Regions from separate parts of the Homo sapiens genome. Here region 1 is linked to region 2. Evidence: chromatin loops called from intact Hi-C (ENCODE). Cell type or tissue: IMR-90. All regions are shown on one strand. Links, peaks and the distances in the headings refer to the core of each region. The heading gives the core; the rest is flanking DNA. Region 1 has its middle 90 kb from the start of LINC02015. Region 2 overlaps LINC00578 (long intergenic non-protein coding RNA 578).

Region 1 (5,382 bases), core at 148-5,147, 430 kb after region 2:
TTACAATTTTTTAAAATTTATTTTGGGAGAGATAATCATATTATTTAGGGAGAGAGATAGTTATATTATTTTTCTGAATCTCTCAAGCTTCACATAACAGTGAAAGATTCATGAACCACTGATTTAAAAAAGGTACAAAAGCAACAGTTTTTAAACCACCTGCTATATACTCATTTGACAATATTAAGGGGCAATGCTTCTGGTGTTTTCAAAGAAATTGGAGTAGTGGGCAGGAGAGCTATAATTAAGGAGGAGCACTGCACTGGGATTGGACCAAGGTTTTATATTAAGAACAACATTCTGTTTTATCCTAACTAGTGTAACTTATTCATTCCACAAACATGTATTGAATAACTTCTGAAAATAAGGCTCTTTTTGCCTTCAATAAGATCTCTGCATGTAAAAGAAAAATACTAGTACTAGTTATACAAAAACTTTGAAATAATATATCAGCAGGAGGCAAAATCAAAACAAAATAAGGCCTGGTGTGGTGGCTCATGCACTTTGGGAGACTGAGGTGGGAGAATTGCCTTAGACCAGGAGTTTGAAACCAGCCTGGGCAACATAGAGACCTTGTCTCTACAAAAAATAAATACACTAGCAGGGTGTGGTGGTGGATGCCTGTAGTCCTAGCTACTTGGAAGGCTGAGGTGGGAGGATCACTTGAGCCCAGAAGGTAGAGGCTGCAGTGAACTATGATCATGCCTTTGCACTCAAGCCTGGGCAACAGAGCAAAACCCTATCTTTAAGCAAACAAACAAACCAACAAAACAACAGGACCCCTGTCGTATCTCTCCCCATGAATAATATAACAGGCAATTTCTTGAATATTAAAACTGGTATTCCTTATAGATTATTACAGTGGCCTCACTTTAAACAGAAGAACCTGAAGCCCAAAAAGGTGAGGTCACTGCTTTAAATTAATAGTTAGAAAGCTGCAGAATCAAACAGACTCAGTTCTCTAGATTCCTAGCCCAGTTACATTTTTTTAGTATGACACTATCACCCTTAACAACAACCAACAAAACCCAAACTGCTTAAAACATTTTAATCCAAGGCAAATCTTTAGTTCTTCTGGTTTGCTGGAGTGGGAGGTGGGGTGGAGGGACTGGGGAAACAGTAGGATGAGGCAGTGGAGATTTAACATTCTTGTATGTGCTGGAGTGCTGTGCTAGGTGCTTCCATTTTTAATCTCTTTAAATGCAAGAACTTTGTGAGATCAGTGCTATTCCCTCCATTTTCCAGGTGAGGAACCATGAGTCTCAGAGAAGCTAAGAAGTTTATCCAGACACCCACATTTTTGTGAGTGGTGGACTTAAGATTTGAACCTGTTTTGGTTTCCAAGTTCTTTGGTCTTTTTACTGTTCCTTAATTGTTGCCTGTTACAGGATGCCTTGCATTTCTTCATAAATGAGTCCAATTTTTGCCTGCCACCTGGTTTATATGACTGTCCAGATTGATTTTTCTTTTAAATTTACATTTTGCAACTGTAGGCTTTTTTCCTTTCCATTTACCTCCTGCCTCAGTCATGAGGTTGGAAAAAATGAGAAGTATGCTGGTTTTGTTTGGACTGAGAACATTCCAAAATGTTTGGCTGCACCTCAAAACCCTGTTAAAATAATATTATTTATAACTTTCTGCTTGGTCAATTTTGTTTTAAGTTTGGCTATCTCCCATAGGAGGTTATTCTTTCTCCTTGATGGTAAGGTTTGCTGCTTGAAAGCCTTAATCTTAAACATTTTTCAAGTAAGACTCAGGTCCTTGCCTGAATACAAACTCGTTAGATAATAGCCCCAACCACTCTGAAGCAGTTCATTGCAGAAGCTCACTCTCAGCTGTTGTGGGTGGGGTGTTAGCAGAATGAATGCCATAGGTTTACATGTGAACCATCAGCCCTGCTCACAAAATATAATCTGTCCAGCACCGCGATAGGTTGCATTTTAGAGCTGGGCTTTAGTATGGTGTGACTGTTTACCAGAATGCCTTCTGAGGAATACAAAGTAATTTTTTTTTTTTTACATTCCTCCTCAGTAAGGTTATTGTTGTTAGCAGATTTATTTAGCTGCCCTAGCAGCTTAAGACATTTCATTGACTTTTGAGCAGACGATTTGATTTTTCAGGCACAGATGGGGGAAAAACAGCTAGCAGAATCATTAGAATGGATACCTACCACAAGTAGTAGGGAGGCAGGCTTTTAACAGGACATAGCTAAAGAGAAGACCTGTCTTTGCCTCAATGTGTAATTGAACACTGTCTAAAATTGATGGCAAAGCAATGTGAATTATAGGGGCCAAGGATTTGCTATTTAGAAACTTAAACAAATCTGCTTTTTCTAAAAGGCCTTTCTTTTTCACACAAAAACGATGGTCAGTGAAGTGGCAATTCTCAGTGAAACGACAATGCTTCTCCCTCAGGAGCAGCTACCCTCAAGGAAACAGAGCCAAAACACAGAGACTGAATCATTAACCTAAAAATGTAGTTACATAACTGCTAAAATTCCACACTTTGCAGGCCTGTGGCCTGACTTTAGCCTTTAGAGACATTCCTAGCCCAGTGGTTGCTAGTAGCCACTGCTCACATTTCTCCATCTCTCTGCCTCCCAGGAGCTAAACTCCTATTGATTTTCCCAGAACCCTGAGCTGTCTCCATAATAGAATGATTTGGTGGGCGTCCTGTCAAATGCAAAAGGAAGCCTCTGCCAGACTGAGCATTAGAACACGGTGTTTTTAAATAGAAATGTGAAATATCAGTGCAATTACAAATCAATAAAAACCCAGAGGGAAAGAGAATCTCATTTGAGGAAAGATCTTTAAGTTTTTTTCCTTTCTTTTTTCTCGTAATGAAAAATTAGATCAGGGAACCAAATTTATGAGGTAAAAACTGTCAACAAAGTATTCCTAGCTGTTGCTGAGGCTGAGAAAAAAGAAAGCTAAATCATGCATGCAGTGTGAGTATGTGAATGACACATTTTAATATATTAGGGAGTCAAAATACCTCTCATTTTTTACTTGTGTTTTTGGCTGTTGCCCAAATCGTTATTGTTTTATTTATTTTGCTAATGTCATTCTCTTATGCCTTTTTCCAAATTCCATATTTTCTCCTAGGTTTGCTTTCCATATGCTGGATGATGTGTGTGGATTTTCAGTGTGTGTTTCAGAGTCTTAAAAGCTCATGCTAGCTTGCTTAACATACCTGCCATAACTCATGATATAGAACCCTATGGAGAACTGTGTTGCAACATGGATGCAGTGCCTATACTAAGGCACATTGCCAAGCTGAAGACTGTCAGAGAGCATCACTAACGGAGGTAAGCCAGTAGGGTCTAAAAATCTTCACAGAGAGAAGGTATGACCAGATGATAGTCCATTAAATTGCGTTGAGGTGCAGCACTATGTTCTAAATTGGTGTACCCCACGAATTTATATGTTGAGGCCTAATACCCAATGTGATAGTATTAAGAGGTATGGCCTTTAGGAAGTGATTAAGTCATAAGGTGAGGGCTTGACCCTTATGAATGAGAATAGTGACCTTATAAAAGAGGCTTGAGTGAGCTCTCTGGCTCTTTTTTGCCATGTAAGGATGCAGCAACAAGTCACCATCTATTAAGCCAATTACCAGACACCAAATCTACTGGTGCTTTGATGTTGGACTTCCCAGCCTCCAGACCTCTAAGAAATAAATCTCTGTTGTTTATAAATTACTGAGTCTAAAGTACTTTGTTATAGCAGCCTGAATAGACTAAGACATGCAGCAAGTGAATAGATCACTCACTGTAGCCTGGATCTCTCCTTCATTATGACAGGGTTGTTTCTCGTACTGGACATAGGTCACCTTTGCTAACCTCTTACAGAAATTCTAAACTTTGTGAGAGGAAATGCAGAAATGTGAGAGAAGAACAAGGAGCTATGTGAAGAAGAGAGATGGAAATGGATTGAGACTGTTGAAATAGGAGAAAATATCTTGGTTTTGACATCATTTCCAAAGAATCATAGTTATCAAATAAAAAATTTCACAATTATCCAAAATTATAATAAAAATTCAGTGGCTGGCAAAATGGCTGAATAGGATCAGCTCTGGTGTGCAGCTCCCAGTGAGATCCACACAGAAGATGAGTAATTTCTGCATTTCCAACTGAGGTACTTGGCTCATCTCATTGGGACTGGCTAGACAGTGAGTGAAACCCATGGAGGGCAAGCTGAAGCAGGGTGGGACATTGCCTTACCTGGGAAGTGCAAGGGGTCAGGGAACTCCCTCCCCTAGCCAAGGGAAGCCATGAAGGACTCTGACATGAAGACTGGTGCACTCCAGCCCAGATACTACGCTTTTCCCATGGTCTATGCAACCCACAGACCAGGAGATTCCCTCGGGTGCCTATGCCACCAGGGCCCTGAGTTTCATAAAACTGGGCAGCCATCCCGAGCTAGCTGCAGGAATTTCTTTTCATACCCCAGTGGTACCAGGAACATTTAAGTCTGCTGAAGCTGCGCCCACAGCTGCCCCTTCCCCCAAGTGATCTGTCCCAGGGAGATGGGAGATTTATCTGTAAGCCCCTGATTGGGGCTGCTGCCTTTCTTTCAGAGATGCCCTGCCCAGAGAGGAGTCTAGAGAGGCAATCTGGCTACAGCAGTTTTGAGGCGCTGCAGTGGTATCCACCCAGTCTGAACTTCCAAGCAGTTTTGTTTACACTGTGAGGGGAAAACTGCCTACTCAAGCCTCAGTAATGGCAAATGCTCCTCCTGGCAGCAAGTTTGAGCATCCCAGGTCGACTTCAGACTGCTGTGCTGGCAGCGAGAATTTCAAGCCAGTGGATATAAGCTTGCCAGTGAGATAGAACCGTTCAGTCCCCTGGAAAGGGGGCTCAAGCTAGGGAGCCAAGTGGCCTAGCTCAGCGGATCCCACTCCCATGGATCCCAGCAAGCTAAGATCCACTGGCTTGAAATTCTTGCTGCCAGCACAGCAGTCTGAAGTTGACCTGGGATGCTCAAGCTTGCTGTGGGGAGGACCATTTGCCATTACTGAGGCTTGAGTAGGTGGTTTTCCCCTCACAGTGTAAACAAAACTGCTAGGAAGTTTGGACTGGGTGGAGCCCACCGCAGCGCCTCAAAGCTGCTGTAGCCCGACTGCCTCTCTAGACTCCTCACTGGCAGGGCATCTCTGAAAGGAAGGCAGCAGCCCCAGTCAGGGGCTTTTAGATAAAACTCCCATCTCTCTGGGACAGAGCACCTGGGGGAAGGGGCGGCTGTGGGCTCAGCTTCAGCAGACTTAAACGTTCCTGCTTGGTGGCTCTTAAGAGAGGAGTGGATCTCTCAGCACAGCGCTCCAGCTTTGCTAAGGGATAGACTGCCTCCTCAAGTGGGTCCCTGACCCCCACGCCTCCTGACT
Region 2 (5,382 bases), core at 326-5,325:
CATATTTGGTTAGCTGTGCAAACAAGATGGATGACAGTGTCCTCTGTTTCTATTAAGCTTCAAAACTTATTTGGGAGATATGGATTTGGGAGCTGCACTGAGGCAGAAACAGAAGAGAGAGAAATGAAGAAATATTAACAATAATCCAGACATCCTTACTCTGAGGCATAGTTGAAGGGAATCAGTGTGGCCCAGGAAGGGTAATAGCACCAGGGATAACCACCAAATATCTTGTTCATTGGCCAAAAAAACGACGACGACGACAACAACAATGACAACAAAACACAACCCAAGATGTGTTGAAAAATAGAGTGGCTAAACCCAATTATTGCATTACTGTGTTTTCTGGCGAGATGGCAATAAAGAGTTGTGTGACCTCTATACATGGTCATCTTTTACAGAGTGATTTAGTTGTTTTTTTTTTTTTTTTTTGAGATGGAGTCTTGCTCCATTACCCAGGCTGGAGTGCAGTGGTGCAATCTCAGCTTACTGTAGCCTCTGCCTCCCAAGTTCAAGTGATTCTCCTGTCTCAGCCTCCCGAGTAGCTGGGATTACAGGCATGCGCCACCACACCAGGCTAATTTTGTATTTTTAGTAGAGATGGGGTTTCTCCATGTTGACCAGGCTGGTCTCGAACTCCTGACCTCAGGTAATCCACCTGCCTCGGCCTCCCAAAGTGCTGGGATTACAGGCGTGAGCCACCGTGCCTGGCCCAGAGTAATTTAGTTCTGTTATCATGTTAACTCCCAACAGCCCCCAAATTTAGGAAATGATTTTAACAATACTGTGATTTTTCTAGTAATAGCTCTGTGCAAAGCATTTTAAGAGGGAAATTGTCTTTAATCCTTATAGCAGTGCCATGGAATAGATAGTATCACCTCCTTTGTACTGAGGAGAACACAGAGCAGGGTGGTTCAGCCATGTTCCCGAGGCTGACTGCTTAACAAACAGCAGAGCAAGGGGCTCAGATCCTGCTCTGTTTGACTCCAAAACCTATGCTCATGGCTGAATGCTACTTCAGTCTTCACTCAGTAATTCTTTCTGAGAGGGTAAATCAACATCGTTGAGGATTAAAAACATGACTTCTATTGACGCGATTGCCAACTCTTGACAGACCATTAAGAGGAGCAGGGAAAAATATGTCGCTGAATATGAAGTTTGAAGTTTATTACGTTAGTTATCATTCAAATAGGTTTTGGAAATCACTTATCTAATTAGCTACGATGATTATTCGTCAGTTGTTTCTATGGATACTACTCATCTTATTACTCAAAATAGACACTCATTTATGTGCTTATTTCTGCACAGTCTAGTCATCAGCATCTGATAGTTCTGACACAGGAGGGAATCCTGTTTTTTTTTTTTTTGTTTTTTGTTTTTTTTTTTAGTGGGCCGTTTACTGGCTACACTGAGTCCTATCTTGTAAATACTCGTAATGCACTTCCTCAGGCTTTGAAGTAAGTGAATAAGCGCAGCCCTCATGGATTTCATAGCTCGAGAACAGTGTTTCTTAAACTTGGCTACACATTGGAATCACCTGGGGGTGATTGTCCACTCACAGAAATTCAGAATCTCTCCAGGGTAAGACCCAAATATCATTGATCTTAAAATCTTCCAGGTGTCTCCAATGGACATCTAAGTTTGAGCACACTGGCTCTTAGGGTAAACAGGTGCAAACATTCCTAAGCAAACATTCACAAAATTCTCTCTCCTCACAGGCATGCTAGAACATGAAACTGATTGGGTTGGACATTAGACTCACTGGGTAGTGGGGCGGGGAGGTGGGCTTATAGACAGACTGATGCCTGGCCCCCACCCTCGTCAGATTTTTAATTAAATGGTCCCTGGAGAAGGCTGTGCTTAGCGATCAGTATTTTTAAAAAGCCCCTTAGGCCACTCATATAAACAGCCTGGTTTTGAACCACTGAGTCACACCTACTAATCTCGAGAGAAGGCCCAAGGCTCAAGAGAATTATGTTTCCGTTGCATTAATTTCCAGTAAGGCCTGATGCTTTTCTTTTTTTTTGTTTGTTTTTGTTTTTGTTTTTGTGACAGAGTCTCGCTCTGCCACCCAGGCTGGAGTGCAGTGGCGCAATTTTGGCTCACTGCAACCTCCACCTCCCGGGTTCAAGCGATTCTCCTGCCTCAGCCTCCTGAGTAGCTGGGATTACAGGCATGGGCCACCATGCCTGGCTAATTTATGTATTTTTAGTAGAGATGGGGTTTCATTATGTTGGCCAGGCTGGTCTCGAACTCCTGACCTCCAGCGATCTGCCCACCTCGGCCTCCTAAAGTGCTGAGATTACAAGCTTGAGCCACCATGCCAGCCAGCCTGATGCTTTTCAGCAGACATCTTCCTGGTTCTGAAACGAAGAGATGAAGAGTGAAAAATTCAATTTAAATAAGATTTTCCAGCAGTGTAGGGTTGGGGTGGAGCTCTAAAACCATCTTGCCAGCCTGAGTTATTGAATACCAATGTCAGGAATAATTGAAGCAGCAGCACAAGGGGTATCTGTGAGGGGCGGAAAGGTCTAGTTTAGTTGATCTATTTGACCTTGTTTGCTAGATGTGAAGTCTTCTTTTCCTCGCAGAAATGAAGAGTTTAAAACAACAACAAATCAATGACCATATCACATTGTATTGGAATATTGAAAATACTCAGGCTGCTTGATAATGTAAAACAGCCATACTTATATTAATTATTCAATAATAGGCAGCTATCTATATTTTGAACTTTTTCCTATTGTTTCAGCTAGGAGCAATTCTGCTTCTCACACGTGTAGCTTGCTTGTCTGTTTCTTTTCCCTCTTTAGACTGTAATAGTGCTGAGTTCACCATGGCCCCTTCATCATAATGAGAAAGAACTTTTCTAATGACTCAGAGATTTCTAAATTAAACCTAAAATGTTTATTACAAAGATGCTGGACACACATTATGCATCGCTGTTGCAATACAGTAATATAATTCAGATAGAAATTATCTTTGCAAATGGCAATCAATTTTTGCTACTACTTTTTGCATTCTTGACAATCTAGTCACTGGGCTGTGGAAAAGTGCTTTTACTTGATTATTTACACTGTTGATAATCACTGTGGTTTTTGGCAGAGCTAAGGCATTATTTCACAGACCTGCATTGCAATAGGGAACGGGTGTAACTTCAAAATACTGCCAAAGTTCCTGTGGCTTTAGCCGACACCAAGGAATGTACAAACTCAAGCACAATTCTTAGGAGACTTCATTCTTTTACAGTGGTTTGCCACAGGGCAGTCCACATGCAGGGACAAGTTAAACAAATATGGTCCCTGGAGAAAGTGGGCTCCCCTGTAGCCCAAGAAGTCTACTGCTGTGGAGGTCTTCAGGAACTATCTGCATCTCCCACTTAATGCCCAGGACACATATCCTCCCACTTAGAACTTTGGGTTTAAAAGGGAGGAAACATATTTTAAAGTATTAGATAATTCAAAAACCGGCCAGGCACAGTGACTCACGCCTGTAATCCCAGCACTTTGGGAGGCCGAGGTGGGTGGATCACCTGAGGTCAGGAGTTCGATACCAGCTTGGCCAACATGGTGAAGCCCTGACTCTACTAAAAACACAAAAATTAGCTGGGCCTGGTGGCAGGTGCTGGGAGGCTGAGACAGGAGAATTGGTTGAGCCCAGGAGATGGAGGTTGGTTGCAGTGAGCCGAGATGGCACCACTGCACTCCAGCATGGGTGACAGAGACTCCATCTCAAAACAAAACAAAACAAGACAAACGAAAAAACAAAAAACAAAAAACAACCCCGTGGTGCCACTGCACTATTTTCAAAGGGAAAAAGAGCCACCGCTCCAGGCTGAATGTTTTCTTATAGATCATATGCTGATAAAGAAATGAACACAGACCTGTAATGTGGCAGATAACCTTTTGCAAGCGACTGCAAAAGAATAAAGAAAGATAGAAGCAGCGGAAAGAGCTATATTAAATGACTGCCTTATCACTCTTAGACAACTCCTACCTTTGATTTTTAAAAAATTTAAACATTTCAAACAAATCGTTATGCCATAGTGGGATGCTCTTGGGAAACACAAAAACAACAACAACAACGACAACAACAAAAAGAAAAAACAGACTCTGACTAGTCCAAAAACATCTCAGCAGGCAATCTAAGGACTAGAACTGATTTAATTTCTTTCAAAAAACTCTCCTCTATCATAACAAAGGTGTCAGTTATAAAGGGGAACATCTGTTTTGCTAGACCCTAAACTAAAACCTCTGATTCTTTTCACATCAGTCATTGAACAGCTGTCAGATATATGAACAAGTTTTAGACACCTGAGAATTATGACTTTGAACACGTGACCTAGAGATCCTCTGCCCCTGTTATCACTTCCTTGGGCCACCCGCCATGGCAGACTACACAGTCATTATAGAAAATGCCATCACCCAGTTTTGTTTGAGACTACACCAGCATGTGTTCAGCATTTTGAGTATTTTTCTGATTTAAGTAGCACTTATTCCTGATTGCTTTTGGTCTTGTCCCTGTCCTATTTTGTGATACTACTATCTGCCAGCCACTAAAGTCAGAAATTGTAATTATCTTTAATTTACTAACCCTGGCTGATCTTTGGCCATTGTGGCTGGTGAATTCTTCTTTTCTTCTTGTGCGTTACCATTACCTGAATTCAGGCTGGCATTATTACATTATCATCCTCTTTGAATAGCTAAGGGGCATTTTGGCTCCTTTAACTCGCCACCCATTCTTCCCTTTACTGCCAGATTTTCATCTTAAATCAGAGATCAAATAATCTCATTGCTATGTTCAAGTTTTTCCATGGTTCCCCACTTGTCTTCAAATTCCTTATCATGTTATTCCTCACTACTCATGTTAGTAGTACTAACACTACTCATGTTAGTAGTAGTCTTCTAACACTACTCCACCTGGCTCTGCTGCTCCACTGAAGACCCTTGATTATAATCTCAGCTCCAGCTCTGCCTGGTGATTTTTCCTTACTAACAGCGTATGTAGAATCCTTCCATGTTTGTGTTAATACACAGTTGCTCCCGCTTAGGACTCCATTCTCCTCTTTCTCCTGCCATCATAATACACACCTCTTAGAAGGCTCATATCTAATGTCACCACAGAGAAGTCTTTTCTGCCTCAAGAAATGGAATACTTCGGCCGGGTGCAGTGGCTCACTCCTGTAATTCCAGCACTTTGGGAGGCTGAGGCGGGCAGATCACGAGGGCAAAAGATCGAGACCATCCTGGCCAACATGGTGAAAACCCGTTTCTACTAAAATCAATAAAATAGTGTGGACTTACATACTTTTATATGAGCTTCCTACAGACCAGAATTGCATCTTCTTCATCCTTCTGTGCTCAATATTTGGCCCTCTATCTG

What was found. Peaks named below come from ENCODE experiments on the same cell type or tissue, not always from the same donor. Only the 100,000 strongest peaks of a DNase experiment are listed, where the experiment ranks them.
Region 1: a loop joins it to region 2, with 5 times the contacts of the local background. A loop is called at or near these places in 2 of 110 quality-filtered maps.

What each region holds. Positions count from the first base shown.
Region 1 is chr3:177,903,790-177,909,171 of GRCh38, forward strand. No RefSeq gene overlaps it. Among named protein-coding and RNA genes, the nearest start is that of LINC02015, 90 kb to the left of the region's middle. In IMR-90, for the core only: a CTCF peak has its summit at 2,577; DNase peaks (open chromatin) are centred at 1,072, 1,692 and 2,502; H3K27ac peaks cover 2,874 bases.
Region 2 is chr3:177,475,523-177,480,904 of GRCh38, forward strand. All of the region lies in intron 1 of LINC00578 (long intergenic non-protein coding RNA 578), which reads left to right. Among named protein-coding and RNA genes, the nearest start is that of LINC00578, 36 kb to the left of the region's middle. In IMR-90, for the core only: no CTCF peak of the experiment used is centred there; a DNase peak (open chromatin) is centred at 3,119; H3K27ac peaks cover 1,148 bases.